Linked DNA regions of Mus musculus: regions 1 and 2 are each linked to region 3. The links are chromatin loops, found by intact Hi-C in ENCODE. Cell type or tissue: heart. All regions are shown on one strand. Each heading gives the region's core, and the rest is flanking DNA. Links, peaks and the distances in the headings are about the cores only.

The links. Hi-C counts contacts between places; a loop is a spot of excess contacts. Peaks named below come from ENCODE experiments on the same cell type or tissue, not always from the same donor. Only the 100,000 strongest peaks of a DNase experiment are listed, where the experiment ranks them.
Region 1: a loop joins it to region 3, with 2.1 times the contacts of the local background. A loop is called at or near these places in 3 of 42 quality-filtered maps.
Region 2: a loop joins it to region 3, with 5 times the contacts of the local background. A loop is called at or near these places in 26 of 42 quality-filtered maps.

Annotation. Positions count from the first base shown.
Region 1 is chr10:60,982,159-60,989,248 of GRCm38, reverse strand. No RefSeq gene overlaps it. Among named protein-coding and RNA genes, the nearest start is that of Mir466j, 25 kb to the right of the region's middle. In heart, for the core only: a CTCF peak has its summit at 3,815; no DNase peak of the experiment used is centred there; H3K27me3 peaks cover 324 bases.
Region 2 is chr10:60,831,542-60,838,631 of GRCm38, reverse strand. Unc5b (unc-5 netrin receptor B) reads left to right here and starts at 7,051. Exons shown (of 17, transcript NM_029770.3): 1 at 7,051-7,090. In heart, for the core only: no CTCF peak of the experiment used is centred there; DNase peaks (open chromatin) are centred at 3,471 and 5,771.
Region 3 is chr10:61,049,320-61,056,409 of GRCm38, reverse strand. No RefSeq gene overlaps it. Among named protein-coding and RNA genes, the nearest start is that of Gm20611, 22 kb to the right of the region's middle. In heart, for the core only: a CTCF peak has its summit at 3,964 (motif pointing right); a DNase peak (open chromatin) is centred at 3,975; H3K27ac peaks cover 476 bases; H3K27me3 peaks cover 1,160 bases.

The DNA.
Region 1 (7,090 bases), core at 1,460-6,459, 68 kb after region 3:
ACAGTCTCTCTGGGTTCAAGGCAGGGCTCCCTTTCCCGGACTCATCCCCCAACTCAGTGGCTCCGCTCCCCCATCCCCCACCCCCATCAAACCTAGAGGCCGGCAATTGGCCCATGCAAGCACTCACTGTACATAGTGACTTGTCAACTCACCTGTTCCCTAGATACCTCTTCCCTGAGTGTGGATGGAGTCAGGGACTATTCTGGGTCCTCAGGACCCTGCTGTGAACAGGTGCATGCCTCTGTCTCGGGTGCAGGTGACTTTGCGAAGGAGGGAAAATTGTGACTGCCACTGTGTTTGGAGGGAACTGGATCATGTGGTGCTAGGGAGGACCTAAGCAGCTGTTTGGTTGAATTTTATTATGGGTCATAAAGGAAACCAAGGCTGGGACAGAAGGCACTAGACCCAGTAAAGACTGAGTCAGAACTGAGGTCAATGAAGATCCAGGACACCTCCCAGGCACACCTTCCAGGCACTAGGTTTTGTGTGTGTGTGTGTTTTTGTTTGCTTGTTTTTTTTTTGTTTTGGTTGTTGTTTTTACATGAAGATGAACACTTGTAAATCACATGACCAAGGCAGATGATAACAGACAGCAGAGATGAGGTGACAATCTAATTCTGGCTTCGAGGCAGACATTGGGAAGAGACAGAATTTGGAAGGTATTTGCCCACTGGCTGTCCTGTTTCTAGAACCTGTGAGGGAGAAAGACAGGACTCAAGACATGGCCAGGAGAAAGGAGCTGCCATAGCCAAGGGTCATCTGACACATCCCTGGGTACCAACTCAGCCCATGACACCTCCTACTTCCATAGTGGATGCGGTCTGTGCATCTGGTCTTCTTCTGCCCCTTCAGGCTCCAAGGGGGCTTCTTCTGCCCTTTATGCCATAGGGAGCCTTTCTCTCTTGGGTCCTTGTCCTTCCTTTCCTCTTGTGGTGTTTGTCCCCAGCTGTTTGGGTATTAGTTGATTCCAGGTGTAATCAAGTAGACAAGCAAAATTAGCCATCACGGTAGGCATCAATAAACCATGCCAAGGTGGAGATGGGCTGTACCATTCCTCTCTTCTTGATGCCACTACCAAGAAGAGAGGCAGCAGGGATGCCCATCCTAAATGCAGAGAACCTCCATCTTAGCATGGTTTATTAACACCTACTGTGATGGCTAATTTTGATTGTCAACTTTACATCTGGAATGAACTAAAACCCCAACAGCTGGGCATATGTTCCTTGATTGCATCATTTGAGATGGGAAGACCCACCCTAGATCTGGGCCATATTTTCTGGTGGCAGCCTACATAAAAGGACACGGAAGTCTAGCAGGCCCCCAGACTTTAGCATGACTGACACCACATTAGAGGTATGTGACCTTCTTGCTCTAAGCATATGAGACACCGAAGGAGAGCCCTTACACTGCAGCTTGATTGCAATCTGGGAGGCATCTGGCTAAGTCCCCTGGGGCATCGAGGGGGCGCCTGGTAGTGAACCAGACAGATGCTCAGCAAAGACTTGCTGATCAATGGATTCATAAAAATAGTGCTGACAGTGTTCAGGGAGGAGCCTCAGCTCATGAGCAGGCAGGAAGGATAAGACTTCTTTCTAACAACTGCCTGTGCACCTTGAGTACCCCAATGGGGTGGGCGGAGCTTCATCAGCCACACCCTGGGGCAGGGGTGAGCTTGCTGTGGAGCATCACTCTGGCAGTGGTACACCCATTTGCCATCTCAATCTTGGCCCTACTTGATGCCTACCATGATGGCTAATTTTGGTTGTCAACTTTACAGCTGGAATCAGCTAAAACCCAAACAGCTGGGCATACATTCATTGATTGTGTCATTTGAGATGGGATGACCCACCCTAAATCTGGGCCATATTTTCTGGTAGCAGCCTACATAAAAGGACATGGAAGTCTAACAGGTCCCCAGACCTTAGCATGACTGACACCACGTTCGTTAGAGGCACCATTCTGACCTTAAAACCCAGCATGCAGGTCACAACACCTGCCAAAACAGGAACAAAGTTCTAGCCCATAGTTCTGGGATCCAGACAAGTTCCTAGATGGATTAACCTTGCTTTTTGACTTCTGTAGTTTTGCTTCTTGCAGACTGAAGTGTGACAACCAGGATGTGGTTTTTGTGCACAAAAGACAAAGATCTGTAAAGCTCGGGCCTGTGTGATTTGACTAAGTTCCCTGTGCGACTGCAGGCTGGCAATATTGATTTTCTTCTTGGCTTTAAGACTGTCCACGTGGTGGCCTCTGGCGGGATTACCTTGAAACAGAAGAAGGATGTTTTTGCTTGCTTGCTCTCATCCTTGCTGACAAGTTCATCTATCCCATTGCTGAGGCATTCCTTCACTGGTATTATAACCCACGTCTTCAGGATTCCAACGGATACATCCAGCCTTGCGGACTGAACAGCACCAGATCTTGGTCTTTGGGTTGGGTGACAGCTATTGTTGAACTAGCCATTCCTCAGCCTCTAAGCCAGTTGATAAATGCCCTTTTCGTATGTGTGTGTGACCAATAGACAGACAGCTATGTAGATAGATATTCATGTTATCAGTTCTGTTTCTCTATAGAACCTTAGCTAATGTACTTACTGAATATACTGTTCATACCTGAGCTCCCAGGCGGGTGACATCCCTGAGTTCCAGTTCTTTACACAGAGCCTCAAGAGCTTTAATAACTTGTTCAGGGCTACTCTGAACAAGGTTTGGTACCCAAGTCTGCCTACCTCCAAGACAGAGGCTTCTGGAAAGATCTGGCAGATTAGGTCCAGGCCGGGGCTGGGCTGAGTGTTGAGGCCAGAGTTTCCTAGATAGTTCTGAACCAGGACAGAGAAAAGGTACAGAGCTGAAGCCTCAGCCTGTTACTCACTGAAGAGCCCCTTTACCTAGGAGATTGTTCGCATTGCCTGGCCAACTCACAGCTGGGGGGGGGGGGTGGCTCCCTTGCCAGGCCTCATTGCATGTCCATCCGTGAATACCAGCAACCTAGTGGGATGGGCAGGCCATAGCTCTGGTTAGGGCTTGTCTCGTCTATTGTAGAATGAATATCCACAGCGTGTCTGTTGACACTTTTGACTCCCACCCCCAGCTTCAAGAGCAAAAGGCTGGAATAGGTTTGTGTAGACTTATTTTGTTGTCTGAACATCCCCATCCCATTCATGATACATGGGCACCATGTGAGTCACTGAGGATTCCAAAAGAACTAAATGAGAAATGACAGAATTCCTCCCGAGTCCATAGAATGTGGCCTGCCAGTATCTGTGAAGGGAGTGTCATCTAGATTTGGGTTAAGAGGCTCTTTGGAGTGGGGGCTATATATGCTGTGCTCCAAAGATGATTGTTATACAGGTAGAAGCGAGACAGAGAGCTGACACTCATGTACTCCGTAGCTGCGGGGCTTTGGGCTAGCCTCTGCTCTTTTCTGAACTACCATGCTAAGAACCAGATGCAGGATGTGGCTGAAGTCAGGTGCCAACCAACTCCCTGTGCATCTCCATTGTCTACTCTGGACCAGAGGACCAGCAGGACACGACAGGTTAAGTAAGGTGTGTGCATGAGACACATACACCTCTCTTCTTCACCGTCACTCCTGTTCTCTGAAAAAAGCCCACAAAGTCTGGTGACCCTGCCCATATTGGTTCCAGCCTTCCCCTGGTTCCCACAAATCCCTCTACACCTAGCCAACTACCTTGTCTGTTCAGATGCTTGCATACGTGACAGATACCACGTGTGTGACTTCAGAGTCCCTGTTCTGCATCCCAGCCCAGTCTCTTCAAGCTTTACATCCGGGCAGCTGCAGGACCTCATTTCTTCCTGCAGGAGACGCTCAATGGTCACCAGGCAGAGCAAACTCCCCTATTGTTCTCTTGAAAATTGAGTCATCCCAAGGGCCCAGAAACCTTTCTGGAGCTGTCTGCTCCAAGGCCTTTGCCAGACGGCAGCTGGAAGCCGGTTAATATTCATTGAATCTCTCTGGGCGGCTGGGAACGCCTTTTAATTGCCTCGTCTCTGTCTAGCCCTTTATGGAGAAGGAGAATAAGAGGAAAGAACAATCAGTTATCTCGTTACAGATCAGGGCCCAGGAGGGGGCTCTGCTCCTCCATCCCATGGAGAGCAGGACCTCATGGGCTGGGGGAGGGACTGGCCTAAGATGTGAACTCCCTTCACCTTCCTGCCATGGCCCTTTCCAAACATACTGGAGAAGTTTTTCAGAGACATTCGAACTCAAATGGTCAGGATCTTGAGACTGACTGAGTTGGGGATACCTGGGGGACAAAAGAGAGATCAGAAGACACTGACTGTAGCTTCCAAGTCTCTTGCCTCTCATTGCTCCAGGGAGAACAAAGAACTAAGAGCTGGAGTTGAGAGATCATCTTATTGTCCATCCACCCATCTATCCACCCATCCATCAATCTATCCATCCATGCATCCATTCATCCACCCATGCATGCATCCATCCATGCATCCATCAATTCATCCTTGCTTCCATCCATGCATCCATGCATCTATCCATCCATGCATCCATTCATCCACCCATGCATGCATCCATCCATTCATCCTTGCTTCCATCCATGCATCCATGCATCTATCCATCCATGCATCCGTGAACCATTCATCCATCCATGCATCCATCTAATTTCCTACCTATCTGACCATCCATCCAATCACCTATTCTCCATTTCTACCTATTAGACACTCACTCCCTGTATTAGTTAGTTCTACCTGATAGGAACAAGGAAAGAAAAATTTATCTTGGTTAACAGTTTTGGAAATTTTGTTCCATGACGGGGGGGAAACTGTATGGTAGAGCCAAGCAGTCCACCTCCCATGGCTCGGAAGCAGAAGGAAAAGATGACTATACTCAGCTTTTATTCAGGTCAGGATGCCAGGCTTTGAGACGGTACAAGCCACGTTCATGGTACGTCTCCTCCCTCAGTTAATTCTCTCTGGAAACCCCCTCACGGACACACTCAGAGGTGTTCCTCACCAGCCTCCCAGGAGCTTCCAAATCCAGTGGATGAGGAACCTTCATATGCCCCAACCATTCATCCACCTTCTATCTGTCTGCCAGGCTAGGAGGGGAACGGCATGTACCCCAAGCCTATCATAGTTCTCAAGGCAAGTTTCTTTCTGTTATATCACTGAGTCTTTACAACTATTGATTCCTACTCTACAAGGGAGAAACTGAAGCACACAGAGAAGCAAGGGACTTGCTCAAAGACAGCGAGGTTAGGGGGGCTGGGAGATAGCTCAGTAGTTAAGAACACGTACTGTTCTTACAGAGGATCTGGGTTCAGGAAGCTCACAACTGCCTGCATCTCCAGCTACATCCGATGACCTCTCCTGGCCTCTGCAGCACCTGCGCTCATGTGCATACCCCCACCACATGCATACACATAATAAAAAGAAAAGGGCCCAGTGATCCCTGGGTGCAGTTGGGCACAAAGGTCCAGACTATGGGGCACAGGAGAGCTGGAATCTAATCCTGTGTGACAAGGGTCTGTGTCTTCTAGGAAAGAGGGCCTTTTAATTTACACAATAATCCCAGCCCAGAGGACACATTTTCCAATGCCCGAAATGCTGTGGGGTTTTGGTGACCCTGAGCTGACTTTCAGCTGCAGGGCATCTAGGCGAGCCACGGGCAGCAGCCTGGCCCTTGACCGTGGTCACGGGGAGCATCATGGGTATATGCTTTTCTCAGAAGTATAACAAAATATCTGGCAGAAGCAATTTGGGGGCAGGGGGTTCCAGCTCATGGTTTCAGAGGACAGAGTCTATCATGGAGGGAAAACATGGCTCTGGCAGAAGTAGGGCAGACTGTGACACAGCAGCAGAGTGTGAGACACCTGGGAACCCATATCTTCTTGGTCAGCATGTGGTACTGCCAGCTTTTCTCATGGGGCCATTCTGGTGCAATCTTACTGTGGTTTAATTTATGACACTGTTTGGGGGACTCACACACCCCTCTTTGTGTGTTCCTATGTATGCATGCTTTTGTGTCTGTGTGTGTGTCTGTCTGTCTGTGTCTCTCTGTCTCTGTGTCTCTCTGTTGGTGGGATTCGCCGCTGGAGGACCTAGATTTAATAAGGCTTACAAGTTAGGATTTTAGTTGTTGCGCCCAGAGATTGAGTTACCATTGTTCACAAACTAAGTTTGTGTTGCGTTTTCCTTCACGGAGAGGCTCCTCTGGAACCCAGAGAGAAAGGTACAGTGGCAAAGCGTGGGTTTGCCTGATGTGTGCCACAAAGGCCATGGGGGATTTGAAGCATGGGGCTGGCATGGCAGCCACCTGCCAGTGAGAACTTAGCGAGCTGGGTGGAGAGGTTTTGGAGCTTTGAGTCAGTCTCCACAAGATAAGAACTAGCTTGTGAGACCACCGGGGCAGAGAATACCAGGGACAAAGTGTGGAAACTGCCATTCTTTTCAAATATTTCCTGCAACATTTCTGTCTCTGCCTGCCTGCCTGCCTGCCTGCCTGCCTGCCTGCCTGCCTGCCTGTCTACCTGCCTGTCTGTCTGCCTGCCTGCCTGCCTGCCTGTCTGCCTGCCTGCTTGCCTGCCTGTCTGTCTGTCTGTCTGTCTGTGCATGCATGTGCAGGGCAAAGGTCAACCTCAGATGTCTCTCCTATGGTGTCCACTTTGGTTTTTGAGACAGAGACTCTCATTGGCCCCGGGGCTTACCAGCTAGGCTAAGCTGACTGGTCATCAAGGCCCAGGGAACTGCCTCTCCAATTCTGGCATTACAAGTGTGGAATACCACACTTTTAAACATGGGTTCTGGGAACGGAACTCAGGTCCTCATGCAGGCTGATCAAGAGCTTCTCTCTGCTTTCTCATCCGGGCAGTGAGCACCACCGAGACCCTGCATAGTCCGTGGAACAGTTCCCAGTTAAGGGATCAATGACCAGAGAGGAGAAACCCCCTTAGGGACCATCAGCACTGGAGCCAGCAGGGGCTGTGGAGAGCTAGCTGGCCTCACTCCCTCTCTCTGTGCTTTGAGTTGTCGGTGTGCGCAGTGTGAGACTCTGGCTCAGCCTGGCCAAGCAGCAGTGGTTCCGAAGGGACTGACTACAGTTGGAGCCAGTCATT
Region 2 (7,090 bases), core at 897-5,896, 220 kb after region 3:
CAGATAAGAATACAGAAACTGGACAGACCTGGCCTAGCAAAAGGAAGTTGCATTGCCGAGAGCTGAATAAATATAGAATAAAATGACTGTAGATTTTTTTTTTTTTATTAAATAAGGTATCTCACTGTTCACCTGAATGCATTGAAGTTGGAATGTCTTCACAGTCAACTATGAGAAAGCAGAAAAAGGTTGTTTTGTGTTTTGCTGTTTTGTTTTTGGCAGGGTAGTAACTTGTGTTCCCTCCTTTTGTCTGACCTTTATCTCAATAATTCCCATTCATGACTTAGGAGAGACTGATGGGGTGGGCTGGTCATAAGAACACAGTATGTCCCCAACAGAGACCTCAGATCAGTCCTTTTCCTTAGGGAATTTTATTTTCCTATAAAAAAAAAACAAATTTATTTTTATGAATGTGGGTATGTATGTGTGTGCCTGATCATTTGTGGATGCTCCACATGATGCAATACTCACAGAGGCCAGAAAAGGGCGTCAGATCATCCCGGAACTGGAGTTACAAGCTGTTATGAGCTGTCTGATGTGGCTTTTGGGAACTGAATGCGGGTCCTCATAGTAATTGCTCATAACTGTTGATCATAAGAATATTTTTTTCTCTTGCCAGACTTAGGAAGACGATAAAGACATAGTGGCATATGCCTTTAACTCCAGCACTCAGGAGGCAGAGGCAGGTGGATCTCTGAGTTAGAGGCCAGCCTCATCTCTAGTGCAAGTTCTAGGACAGCCAGGGTTACTCTCTCTCTCTCTCTCTCTCTCTCTCTCTCTCTCTCTCTCTCTCCCTCTCTCTCTCTCTCTCTCTCTCCTTCCCTCCCCCCCCACCCTCTCCTCTCACCTCCATCCCTGTAGTTAGAGTTCACTATCCACCTTATCTGAGGCAGTCAAATGTACTGTTACATGCACACACGGGGCTAGCTGGCCCTAGAGCTGTCAGGGATTCTCCTGACCCCGCCTCTATCTTGCCACCGGAATGCTGAGGTTCCAAATGTAGGCTGCACAGTTGCCTATACATGGGTTCTGGGGATGCAACTTCAGGTTCTCATGCTCTCCCTTCAAGCACTTGAGCCCCTGAGCTGCCTTTCAGCTCCCTGGTTTCCAGTTTAACTTGCTCACATCTAACATCCACCTCCAAGAACATCCTAGGTGACCAGCGAGAAAGCCTGTCCTAAAAACGTAAGGACACGGGAGTTTCCACAGCCCCGCAAATCACACAGGAAATGACCATGCTTCTTCTGGCTTATCACAGTGATTGACAGCTAATTCATCTGGCACTCCTGGCTGTAAGGGCTGAAACTATCCATGTGGTCATCAGCCACTGTCCTTATCTTTGAAACAATAACCACTCCTGAGCATACCAGTTTGTGCTGTGCTCACCATTGTGTGCTGGGGAGTCCACGGAGACTGGGATGACCACGGAGAGAGACTGGGGAGTCCACGGAACTCACAGCATCTAAACCCCAGCTCTCCACTACCTCCTTCACCACCTCACAGCTTCTCCTACTGGTTCCTTATTCCAGACATGTCTTCCTCCCTCTAGGTATCCCCCAAGTCGACTCTCTGTAGCCCTGGGACAAGGTTCTCTTTTTGTAGGACCACTCGGTGGCCACCACCCTCACTGCCCACCCCACCTCAGATTACTGTGACATACAATCCCAACGATGTTCCCGGCCTTCTGCAGTCAGTGAGCAACCCTGAGTCCCTGCCATCTCCCTAGTATTAGACCTCAGCTCTGGCACACAGGACTAACTGGCTGGAACCACCCCTTCTGGTCTCTTCCTTCCCTAGTATGTGATCGTGCAGCTCACACACACACACACACACACACACACACACACACACACACACACACCTGCCACCTCTCCTCAGGGCCTTTGTCCCTGTGACTTAGTGCCTGGAAGCCCTCCTTTTCCCTTCTCCTATTTGGCCCCTGGGTATTATCTGCCTCCCCCACCCCCACCCCAGCATCCCAACTTTAGGGCGGTGAACTCACTGGGACATGTCAAAGGCATGCTTGCCCATAATCAGAGCCCACTGTACAAGCTGAAGTGCTATAGCTAGGGAATATCAGAACCCCCTGTTGGAGACAATTATGATGGGCAAATACCAGATGGGAGACATCTTCCAAAAATACTTAGCCGATCATCCTCAGCTGCCAGGGTCATTGGAAATGAGGGTGGAGTGCTGAGAAACTGGCACAGCCAACAGGACCCTAGGGAGTCGCCATGAGACAGGTCCTGGCTGAGACCTCATCCCAGAATGAGGCTACAAGGCACATGCCAAGGTAACTTGGTTGAACTCTGCTTCTTCATAATGTACCATCATGGGCTCACCACATGAAGTAAACATTCCATATGTGTGTTAGACATAACAAAGGGGACTTCCTAGGGGGACATGGGGAAACTTTCTGTATCGTGCTCTAAATTTTTCTGCAAACCAAACTCATCACTAAAATAAAGTTTACTTTCATAAATTTGTCAATAAAAGAATTTTGAAGCCAAGTGTGATGGCCCTGGCCTGTAATCCCAGGAATTAGGTGGTTAAGTCAGGAGGATTAGAAATTCATGTCTAACCTGGGCTACAAGAAACCCACTCTCAAAATAAAAAAAAAAATTAGAGACAGTGTATGTATGGCTCAGGGCAACTTTTGGGAATCAGTGTTCTCTTCCCACCCTGGTGGGATTCTAGGAGTGAACTCAGGTCTTCAAGCCCGGCACTGAGCCACTTCACCAGCTATCTTTATTTCTCTACGTATTGTGTATGTTATCCGAGTTCCTGTGTGTGCACATGTGTGTGTGTGTGTACACCCACGTGGAGCCTAGGGGATCATGTCTTCCTGAATCACTTTCTACCTTATGTTTCTAGAGAGAGATTCTCACTGGACCTAGACCTCCACAGCTTGCGGTTGACAGGACACACCGCACCCTGGTTTTTACTGGGTGTTCTGGATCTGAACTCAGGTCTTCCTGGGTTTGCAGCAAGCACTTTACTGCCTGAGCCATCTCTCTGGCCCCTCATCTCAATTTTTTAAAAGGTAAGTTCCAGCTTGTGATCTACTCTGTCAGGGTGGGACTCTCCATTGCCCTCAACTTACTATCTAGGTCTCATTGCCTTCATCTGTGAATGGGGTCCCCCACAGCACCATGTGTGTGGCTAGCATGTGAAGGATTTAGGCCAGGATCAGCATTGAATATGCTAATATTATGGCAAATTGAAGGACTTCAACCATAGACACTTCCTTTTCTGCAGCTTACAACTGACTTAGGGTTCTTCTGTCCCGGACTAATCAGGAGAAGCCTCGTGAACATTATTCTGAACTATTCCCACTCACAATCCCGCATACCCCCGACTTTTATCACCCAGGGGAGAGAAATATCTCTTGGGAGAAGAGTGGACAGAGACAGTCAGTTAGCCTACTCTGCTTGCTGCGGCGCCAAGGAAGCTGAGGCTGCAGTGCGCCGCCTAGTGGCATCCGCGAGCATGGCCAGTGCTGGAGATGCCCTGTCCAGGCTGCTAGCCACTGTTTCAGGGAGCCCCAAAGGCTGCTTTCAAATTATAATTGTTACGAAATAGGGAGCTGTTACTCAGCTAGCTCAGAGTGAGTATGCATATTCCTTTTAGTCCTGAGAAGTGGTGATTATTTCCTTTTTGCAACGGAGGGGACTGAAGCCCGGAAAGGTTAAGTAAGATCTCTCAGCAAGCAGGTAAGAACAGCAGGGAGTCGGGATGGGAGCAGTGGTTTGGGCGGGGACCTGGGGCCTGCATCCATCCTCTGGGGTCCACCTTCCAGTCCTACACGCTATCATGTTAAGAGTGGTCCGGTCCCCGAAGCATCTGCAGCCACCATTAAGGGTGAAGACTGGCCCAAGCTATCAAAGCAGTTGTGCCCCAACAAAGGCTTCCTGCCTCCAGCCTTAAACACTCCCCTCTCCTGGTACATCCCAGGACATCGCCGCAAAACCTCCAAGACATGCAGGTAGAGCGTTGAGACTCCTTCTCAGGGCCATTGTAGGCGTTGGATCAACAGCCTCTCTTTTTCTCTCGCCTCCTAATGCATCTGACTGTGTGCAGGAAATTGTATTGACATGCCATGATAAATAGGAAAAAACGGAGGCCAGCCTTGGCAATCCTTGTTCTTAACTAGAAGTAGCGCCCCCTCCCCCTGCCCTGACTGAGTGCCAAGGCACAGGGTATGACGATGCTTCTGGAAAGTTTTGTACAACGTCTCCACTGTGTTACTGCTAGGGCTGTGGGGCCTTATACATGGGAGGGACGTGGTCATTCTCAGTTGAGGACCAAAGATGAGGTTCCCTGAACTACCGGGGTTAGTGGGGCGCTGGGGCTTGCTGCAGGTGGCTGAAAAATCTCCCTGAGATTTAACATACGTAGGGCCAGAGGAGATAACGGAGATTCCTTCAAAGGGCTGACGCTAGTTCCAAAGAGACAGACCTCCATGAGCAGATGTTAAGAGGGGAGAAATTGGCTAATGGAGAAAGGCAGAAGAGACAAAAGGACAAACAGTCATGAAAGAATATGAATCCTTTTAAAAAGATTTATTTAGGGGCAGGGAGAAAAAAAAAAGAAAAAATATTTCTTTTATTTTATGTATAGAGTGCTCTATCTGCATATACACCTGAGTACCAGAAGAGAGCACCAGACCCCAGGATAGATGGTTGTGAGCCACCATTTGGTTGCTGGGAATTGAACCCAAGACCTCTGGGAAAGGAGACAGTATTCTTAACCACTGAGCCATCTCTCTAGCCCATGAATCTGTTTTTTTTTTTTTTTAAATCTAGTTTCCACTCTGTTATAGTGTGTGTGTGTGTGTGTGTGTGTGTGTGTGTGTGTGTGTGTAACTGAATAAAAACTGTACTTGACAGTAAAAGTTCAGAGCCCCAAGGAGGCCCCACGGCCTCAGACTGGACATTCTAAATACAGAGATGTTCACAGAGACAGATAGAGCCCAGAAGCAATGGCGCAAGGGTTAGAGTGGCTGCCGTGAGCTAGCTGTGTGATGCTTTTATTTGTGAGTTAATTAGAATAAAGTCGCCTTTGCTTTTTTAAAATAGAACTTCCAGACTGAAGGGTGGGTAGGGGCTAGGTAGGAAGAAGGGAAATACTTAATATTCTTGCACCCCTTTCACCCCAGAAGGAATTAAGCAATGTCTAAAGAAAAACACTTTCTATCCCAGTGGGGGAGTGTGAACCTGAGGCATCCACTGAGCTCTCAGGCACAGCACCCTTGACCTCATCGACCGGGTCTCCGGTCTGAACATGGGATGTGAGTGTTGGTACCCAGGCATCCCAGGCGGGTGTTTCCTGCCAGTCTTTAAATATCCAAATACCTGTTTGCCTTTCCAGTCAGATGTCTCTGTGTGTGCGCCTGGAGCTATGTTTGGGGTTTTTAATCTCACAGGCTTTGGTCTATGGGTGTTTTTCTAGGTGGATGTCTGTTTGTACACAGGGTGTTTCAGGAAAGGTCATCTTGCACCTGTGCGTCTCTGTTGTGTATTTACTTGTGTGTTCCTTTGCAGGTATGTGTAACTGTCCGAGGGGCGTGTATCGCTGCGTGCTTGCGGTCTGGAATGGGTGGAACAGGCTGGGTGTGCTCAGCCACTGCTGTTGCTCATGCTGTTCCAGGCCAGGATAAAAATAGCCCGTTTACCTTTGCCCACAGAAACCAAAGTCCTGCCTTGGGCGTTCACTCCACCCGGATTCACCCTACTGGGCCTGGGTGGCCAGCCATGATGTGGGGCGTCACCTATAGCCACAGCCTTCTATAGATCTCCAGTCTTCATTTTGTGGAGTTGGGATAGAGGGGGTGTCGAGAAATCCCGCTTTCATTGCCTCCCTCTCCCCCAAACACAGCTAGCATGGATCTTCTTGCTTCTCTGCCCTCACACCACCAACCTCTTAGTCAGCAACTATGGCTCCCAAACCTTTCTTCTCCAATCTAGGAAAAACTTGGGAATACTAGGTTCTTTTGGATACCTCCCACCCTCCCACCCTTCTACCCTCCTACCCGACTTCAGAACCTGGCTAGGCTGCTCTCTTCCTGAAGAAGAGGGCTGATCCAGATCTGCAAAGAGGAAAAGCTTAGGAGGTCAGCAGATAAGGGGTAGGGGCTGCTTCTTTATAGCATTATGGAATTAGCCCGTTAGTGGGCTCCCACATGGAAGTGCTGTGAGCTTCCTGTGAGCGGATGCACAGACATCTCCCAAGTCTCCTCTGGTCACGTAAGCTTATGGGCCCACCTCTGGGTGACAAGGACTTCCTTCAAGAACCTTGGGAAGGGATGCCACCATTTGTGCCCCCACTTTCTACCTATTTCCCACATTCTGCTCCTCAACCCCTTATGAGACAGCTAACATCATTCTTCCCCATTTCACAGGTGACAGTGATGGAGACAGCTAAGCAGCTCCTTCAAGGTCACGCGCTTAAGGAGCAGAACCAGAACCAAGTTTGTGCTCGGAGCAAAACACAGCAGCAGGTTCCCTCCCCACACACGTCCTTTTATTCAATTGGACTGGTTCACCATATCCTAGGATGAGCCATCCTTCCGGATCCCACGTAAAGAGTTCTGTCCTGGGTCGAGGAGAAAAACAGAACCAATCACGATCCTAACTCATGCCCAAATATCCACAGCTGGAACTCCCCAACTACATCCCCCGCTCCACCAGGACTTGAGTGTTTGACATTTTTTCTTAAACACCCCCATCCCCTTTTGAGACCGAATCAAAAGCGAAAGCTGATTCACACCCAAGCTAAGAAGTGTACGAATGTTTATTTCCTTTATTTTTGGAAAGAAAATCCGGTAGACTCCGCCGCTTTCAGCGGACCGGTTTTCCGGTGCTTTGGATCCTGCGTTCTTCAAGGATCCCCTCTGATAAGGCCCCAACTCGGCCGCGCCTACACAGCGGTAGGGTACCCCCCCTCGCTGGGCCCCGTGGCTCCGCCCCCGTCCTCCAGGCCCCGCCTTCTATCGCGTGAGGCCCCGCCCCGGCCCGCTGACTCTAGGGCGAGCGCGCGGCGGCGCTGGGCATTGTGGCCGGCGGCAGGGCGGGCGAGGGCGCGGAGCCGC
Region 3 (7,090 bases), core at 881-5,880:
CCCTCCCTCTCTTCCACCCTCCTTACCATCCCTTCCTCTCCTCTCTCCTTTCTCTCCCCCTCATTTTCCCACCCTCCTTCTCTCCTTCTCTCTCCTTCACTTCTTCTCTCTCTCCCTTTCCTCCCTCCCTCCTCCTCCCTCCCTCCTTCCTTCCTTGGCAGAATCTTGCTGTATAGTCCAGACTGGTCTTGAACTCTGAACCCTCCTTTCCCTGTACAGCCCCAGCTGGCTCCCTGGCATCATTTCTTTCTGTGCTGGGAACATCTAAGACAGATTCTTAGCCATTTCCAAGTCCACTCTGTGGTCCGAGTCAGGAGCCATAGTCACTGTTATACGCTCTGCTTCCAGGTCTCATCTGCCTGAGGGAACATTTTTACTCTTTGTTCCGTATCTCAGGTTGAGTTAGATAAACTGAGAGGCTCTCCCAGAGCTCCCAGAACTTAAGACTCACTTCCCGTTGCTCACCCTGGCCTTAAAGGGAGAGAGCTGTGCCAGGGACCAGACACTGTCACCAGCATCATCAGCTGAGGACAGGGTCCTCTGGCTGGAGGACACTCAGTGTCGGGTGAATGATCCCTTCGGACACCCATGGATAATAGCTGGCTGAGGACAGGGGTGCAGCAGCTGAGTTAGGGACAGTAAGGGAGAGCACCTGGAGTTCTGTCCCCTAGAAGGCTAAGTCTGGGACAGTGGCAGAGAAGGCAACCCTGGGGCTGACCATGACACTGGCTGACCACTGGGTCTGAGAGCACTGAGGGCACAGCTTGCCCTGGCAGGTGGGGGCAGGGGACAGTTACAGCCCTTCCTAGCTGTTCAGACTGAGATAGACCAGGCTTGCAGACTGACACCACAGAGGCCACAGTGCAAAGCTTTAGTGTAGACATTTTCCCAAAACACCTCGCCTAGGCCCCTTAAACGGAGGCAGCTCTGCTTTGTTCTGTTCCTGGGTTATGGCTAGGACGGTTTTTGCAGGAGGGGTTTAAAACACATCTAGAAAGTCAATGTAGATCAATTAACCTGTAACTGTCCATCAAGCTAACTCGGGTATTCTGGGTTGCTCTTTTGGTTTTGAGATAGGCTATATGTTTGTAGTACAGTGTGAGTTCCGGCCAACCTTGGCTAACCTACTTGTGGGTAACATACTTGTGAGATAGTTTATGGGTCTGGGCTTTCCCAAAGATTTCCTTGAACTGATGAGCTGGGCCCAGGAGACATCCCCATTACTGAGAAAGATGAGGGGACAGAGCTCAGACCCTAATAACTGTTTTATATATGTGTGTGTGTGTGTATTTTTTTTTTTTTTTTGAGATAGAATCTCATGTAACCCAGGCTGGCCTCAAAATTTCTATCTGGCTAAGGGTAACCTGGGGTTTCTGATCTTTCTGCTTCCACCTCCGATGTGCTGGGATTTACAGTCATGTGTCCCCATGGCACCTTCTGGTTCTTTAATGGTGAGAAAGAAGCCTCAGTTTTCCGGCTCATCAATGGGAACAAGCAGATGACAGAATATCGTGGGACTCCTTGGGGGTATGAGCAGTTAGGGTGTAGGAGGTTGGGTGCAGCCTCTGTGGGCTTGCACGTGAGGAAGACAGAGATGTCTCCAGCTTCCACTGGGCCAGCAAGGAGAGCAATGTGTGGAATACAGGTGGATCATGCATGGTGCCTTCCAGGAGGAGAGCCTGACCTTTCTGCTTCCTCCCCTGGAAGGATGTGATGGCTTCATTATGGGGCTGGCTCTTTGCCAGCCTCACCACATCCCCTCTGGCAGACCTGGCAGGTGACCACCTGTCTTCTGGAGAGATGGAGGACCCTGTGCCCTGTTAGCAGATGAGGTAACTAAGGTAATTAAGTGGAGGGGAAGGTGGAGACCAATTCCAGGTGTCCCCAGCTCAGATGCCAGAATGTTCTGTATGCTGTCACCTCTCTCTGTCCTACTCTATCCCCTGCCACCTCCCTCCCACCCCCCCAGCCACCATGACCTCTGCTCTCTGGCTTCCTGAGTTCTGTGGGGCCTCCTGGGAAGACTCTTTCCAAGCGTGTGTGCGTCCTGTGGCTACAATTAATCATGGAATCATTAAGAAGCCATCTTCCTGGTTGGTGGCACCATCTTCCATCTTTCGGCCCTCACATTCTGGTGCCCCTCGGTACCTTCCTCTTGAGGCTGCCTGAGGGTGGATACTACACAAGCCAACCAAACATGGCCCCATCCTCCAACAGAGCGCACCTGACTCTCCCTCTGCTTTTTTGGGGTGGGGTGGGTGTTTCCTGGTTTCTCTGCCGGGAGCTGTGGGTCCCTTTGTGATCCCCCCTAGAAACTGCTGCCCGCGAGCTCCTGAGGCTTACCCCTAGCGAGAGTGGTCCCATCTGAACCAGCAGGACAGCTGAGGTTCTTCACGAAGCCCTTGCTTCTGAGCTTGCCAGCTCTGCCACTGTGGCCATGGCCCAGAACCCTCCGCACTGAATGGGCCGACTGGTATTTCTTCCTCACTTGGGAGCCCTGGGGACACCCTCATTCTCAGTGTTCCCCTGAAGCAGACACAATGGTTGCGGGTTGGGTGAGTCTTCCTTGTTCTATTGCTAAGCCTGCTTCCTGGAGAAGGAGCCAGAGTGTCTCCTGCTCCCTTCCGGATTCAGGGCTCTCCTCTTCCTTCTCCTGCCCTGGTGGCTTTTGGGATGAACTAGATCGTGGCCATGTTCTCCAAGGACATGTCTTCTCTTGCATCCCCCTCTCTGTTTCCCAGGTAAGATTATCAACTCAACATGGCAGCATCGCTGTGACACCTACTGTTTACTCTCTGCTTCATGGGGGTTGGGGAAATAGCTCGTCCGGGGAAGTGCTACCTGCACAAGCTTGGAGTTTCAATTCCCAGAACCCATGGATGCAAAGCCAGGCATGTCTGTAAACCCCAGCTCTGGGGAGGCAGAAACAAGTGGATCCCTGGGACTGTGTGACTGGGCAGCTTAGCCTACTTGTCAAGGTCCTGGCCACTGAGAGACCCTTCTCAAAAAACCAAAAACAAACAAACAAACAAAAAAAAACAAGGTATACAGTTGCTCTCCCCTGTCTTCCATAGTTTCTCTGTCACACACACTTTACACAAATACCCTATCTTCTGGAGTTTCATTTGCCCTGTGGACGTTCCATGACAATAGCGGAGCTGTCAGGAAACCTGGAGATAGGTCCAGACATGAGAGTGGGGAGCACAGGAGCCTCTGTTTGTCCTCGCCCACGCGATTAATATGATGATGCCCTCTGGGGCCAGGGGCTAGTGGCGGTGATGAGTGGGGTCTTGTGTTGGAGGCAGGGGTTCTAAGCATAAGATTTTTGGCTTGAACAACTGGAGAGAGAGGGTTTCAGGGGATAGGAGCCTGCTGGAGGTTTAAGCTACGGTTAAGCTCCAAGGGTGAGTGGGACAGTTGAGTCTGTATTCCTGGGCCCTTGGGCTATGACTTAGAGGTGTTGGTAGGCATGAAAATGAAAAGTTTTAGCATTAGATGAGCTTTGAAAAGACCTACAGAGCCTGCTCAGCGTGGAGCAGTAGGGGCTTCTCTGCCAAGGGCGAAGGGCGGATGAGGGAGGAAATAGTGGCTGGTGCCTTGGAACACCAAGGAGAGGAGGGAAGATGGAAGCTGGGGTCTTAAGGAGGCATAAAGAGTCGCAGGAGTACGGGTTGGGTTATCTCAGAGAAGGCTCTGCAGACCACCAGAGAGAAGGGCCATTTCACTCGTGGGCAGGAGGGAGCTGTTGATGGTGAGGATAATTTGACAGACATGACCGCTTAGGCCCAGTGATTAAATGAATGAGAAGAGCTGAAGTGGAAACTAGGCTTCCATATGGGCCTGTTTTGGGGTTCGCCTTGGACTTTAGATTCTTTTTTGGTTAAGCGGGGTGAAAATATTAAGAACCCACCCAATAGAACACGTCTGTGAAGTCTAGGTGCCATAACCTGTCATTCCCATTATGACCACTAGGTGGCAGCCAGTGCTCGGTTGCCCTGGCACCAGCCCTCCTATGATCCGAACAGGATTTGGAGAGCAGGGACTGGGTTTAGGACTGGCCCATCCCAGCCTACAGTTTTGATAGGGAATCTTCTCTTTATCCTTCCACTACTTCCTTGGAGGCTCCAGGGCCATGTTCCCAAGGGGTGACATCTACTGCTGGCTACACGGGGCTTCTTTCTGACGTAGCTCTCTGCCAGGCGCAGAGTACAGGAGACGTACGCACAGCGTTGCTAGAGGTGGCAAATAAACGCAGCATTTGGGACACAAACACACTCCATATTGTTCTTCGTAAATCTGAAATTAAAACTCATCTAGCCATCCTGTTGCAGTGGTATGAGTGACTGTCACTCCCTTGTACCCAGTGGCGTGCCAAGGCTTGAGGGCTGACAAGGTCATCCCATGGTCACCTGCCCTGCTTGTCTGTCTGTCCATCCTTCATGAGGATGAGCCAGAACTGAGGACACAGAGACCCCTAACCACTGCTCTCTCCTGATTCCATCTTTCCAGGTCCAGCCCGTCCGGCTTCTCTGAAGCCTTTGCAGAACCCAGTGGCAGAGCTGGCTGTAGTTTACCTTCCCAGCCTACCCTGGAAGAGAGGAACTCACCTGCACAGAGACACTGTCTGTCTCCTTCCCAACTAAAGAGCATGTGATTTCAGACCCGGAAGGCCAGCTCTGGGGTGCTCCCTAAAGGCCCATTCTCTTTTCTCACTGGCAGACACCAGGTGTGGAGACTGAGTCCCAGAGAGGGACAGTAAACAGTCTGCAGACACACAGCATCCTGCTCCAGATCTGACCAGTTTCCCTGCATCCTTTAGGTTCTGACTCAACCTTGGCTCCTGAGCAATGTGTAGTACCTTCTGTCCCCCCGGAGGTCCTCTTAACAAGCCCCAAACCAGGCCATTTGCAGTGATTCCCTCCCTGGGTCCTTGACGACGGAGCCTTGTCCACCCCGCTCTACTCGAGAGAAGATTCATGAGGCAGGTGAGTTGGTTTAAAGGGACCCGGAGTCTTTTTATCACCTTGATGGCCTCCGTGGATTTTGTCTCAGGGAGTATCCGAGAGACTTTAATTAAATCAGGAGCTCGGCCCCCACTGGTGTGCCTGCTGCTTATCAGTTTCTTTAGGCCCTGATTCATTACCCAGGATTATTTTTTTTCATCCCTGAAATAATCTTTAAAGGCCTTCTATCAGGGAGATTAAAGCCATAAGTCACACATGTCCTCGTGGACGCTTTGTTTTCTCTGCCCACGGGCAGCATGAAGCCACCCGAGGGCCCGTGCTCTGGTGCCATCCCGGGGTGGGGCGTCCAGCTGCATGGAGGATTGGTAGAGCTGAGGGTGCTGGGCTGGCTGGCGTGGGCAGGAGCGGATGAGAGAGAGAGATGCCCTGCTTTATGAATTGTCTTCCTTTCTTTAACACTCATGTGTCACCTTTGTCTGGCCTTTCCCTCTTCTGGGCTGACCAGAGCAAAACAAATGAGGTGTCTTCGGGAGCAGAGACAGGTGACCGGGGACTTCATCTTCCTTCCTTTCTTGTTTCTTTGTCTGAAGTTAGAGAAGCAAGGTTCTTTTCTGATGGTAGCAGCCCTGATCCCACTTTCAACTGTGGATCTCCCCTAAGGCAGCTACCTTTGAGGCCTAGAGGTCTCATCCACCCCTTCCTTGTCCCCCTGGGCCCTTGGCAAGGAATGAACCCTTGAGTTTGATCTCTAATGGGGACCAGGGACACCACAGGTATGGAGAGAGAGGGCAGGCTTCCTGGAGAGGTGATGATGGAGACTTGGGAAGCTTGCATCTGGTTCCAGGAAGGGGAACAAAGTGGATCCTAAGTACCAGACCTCAAGTTCTGCCTTGTCTCTCTGGGGGAAGTGAGGGCGTGGAGGAGGGCCTCTAGCCTTAACAGATCCTTTCATCCCAAAGGAGGCCTGTGATCCCTGCTGAGTTCCTACGGTGCTGACCACATGGCAGGGGTCCCCTGTCTGTCCTCACTGGTGACAGGTGGTTGCAGTGACCCTGATGTCCCTTTGACAGTGGCTGCTGTGTAGGTGGAGGTTGGGTATTGGGTGGAGTTTAGGGACATCTCAGAGAAAGGTCCCAGGTGAGTCTGAGCAGGGACTTTTGTACCTTGACAGGAGTCACAGACAGCCTTGGGACTCCTTGTGTGGATATACAGAGCTGGGTTAAGGGATCCAGGAACTGGGGAACAGTGTGAACCCCTTGCTCTGAGCACAGGAGATATGTCTGACCCTCTGTACCGAATACTTCTTCTTCTTCTCCTCCTCCTCCTCCTCCCCCCTCCTCCCCTCCTCCTCCTTCTCCTCCTCCTCTTCTTCTCCTCCTCCCCCTCCCCTCCTTCTCCTCCTCCTCCTCTTCTTCTTCTTTTCCTCCTCCTCCTCTTCTTCTTCTCCTCCTCCCCCTCCCCTCCTCCTCCTCCTCCTCTTCTTCTTCTTCTCCTCCTCCTCCTCCCCTCCTCCTCCTCCTCCCCCTCCTCCCTCCTCCTCCTCCTCCCTCCTCCTCCTCCTCTCACCTACCCCCCTCCTCCTCCTCTTCTTCTTCTTTGTTTTTTATTTTTTAAAGATTTATTTATTTACATATATGAGTGCACTATTGCTCTCTTCAGACACATCAGAAGAGGGCGTCAGATCCCATTACAGATGATTGTGAGCCACCATGTGGTTGCTGGGAATTGAACTCAGGACCTCTGGAAGAGCAGTCAGTGATCTTAACCACTGAGCCATCTCTCTAGCCTGTACCGAATACTTCTATTCCTTGTTCTCTCTGACCTCCAGGTCCCTCTATGTTCTGTCCCTATGCCTTCCTGGACTCCACGGTCACCTGTTTCTATCATCATATCCTATGGCTCAGCAGAGTTGGGACCCTTGGTCACAAGTTTGTATCTGGGCTCTCTCACCCCAGGTTCCCTACAGAGTCCATTTCATGGTGACTGGCTGGGGTCGGCTCCTCTGAGGTAGGCTGGTGAGCCTCTTCCGACCCAGCCTAGAACAGACTTTCAGTGAGTGTTTACTGAGGGAATTAGGCTGAGGGAGCAGCATGGGATCTTAGGGGAACTTTGGAGACATGGAAGTC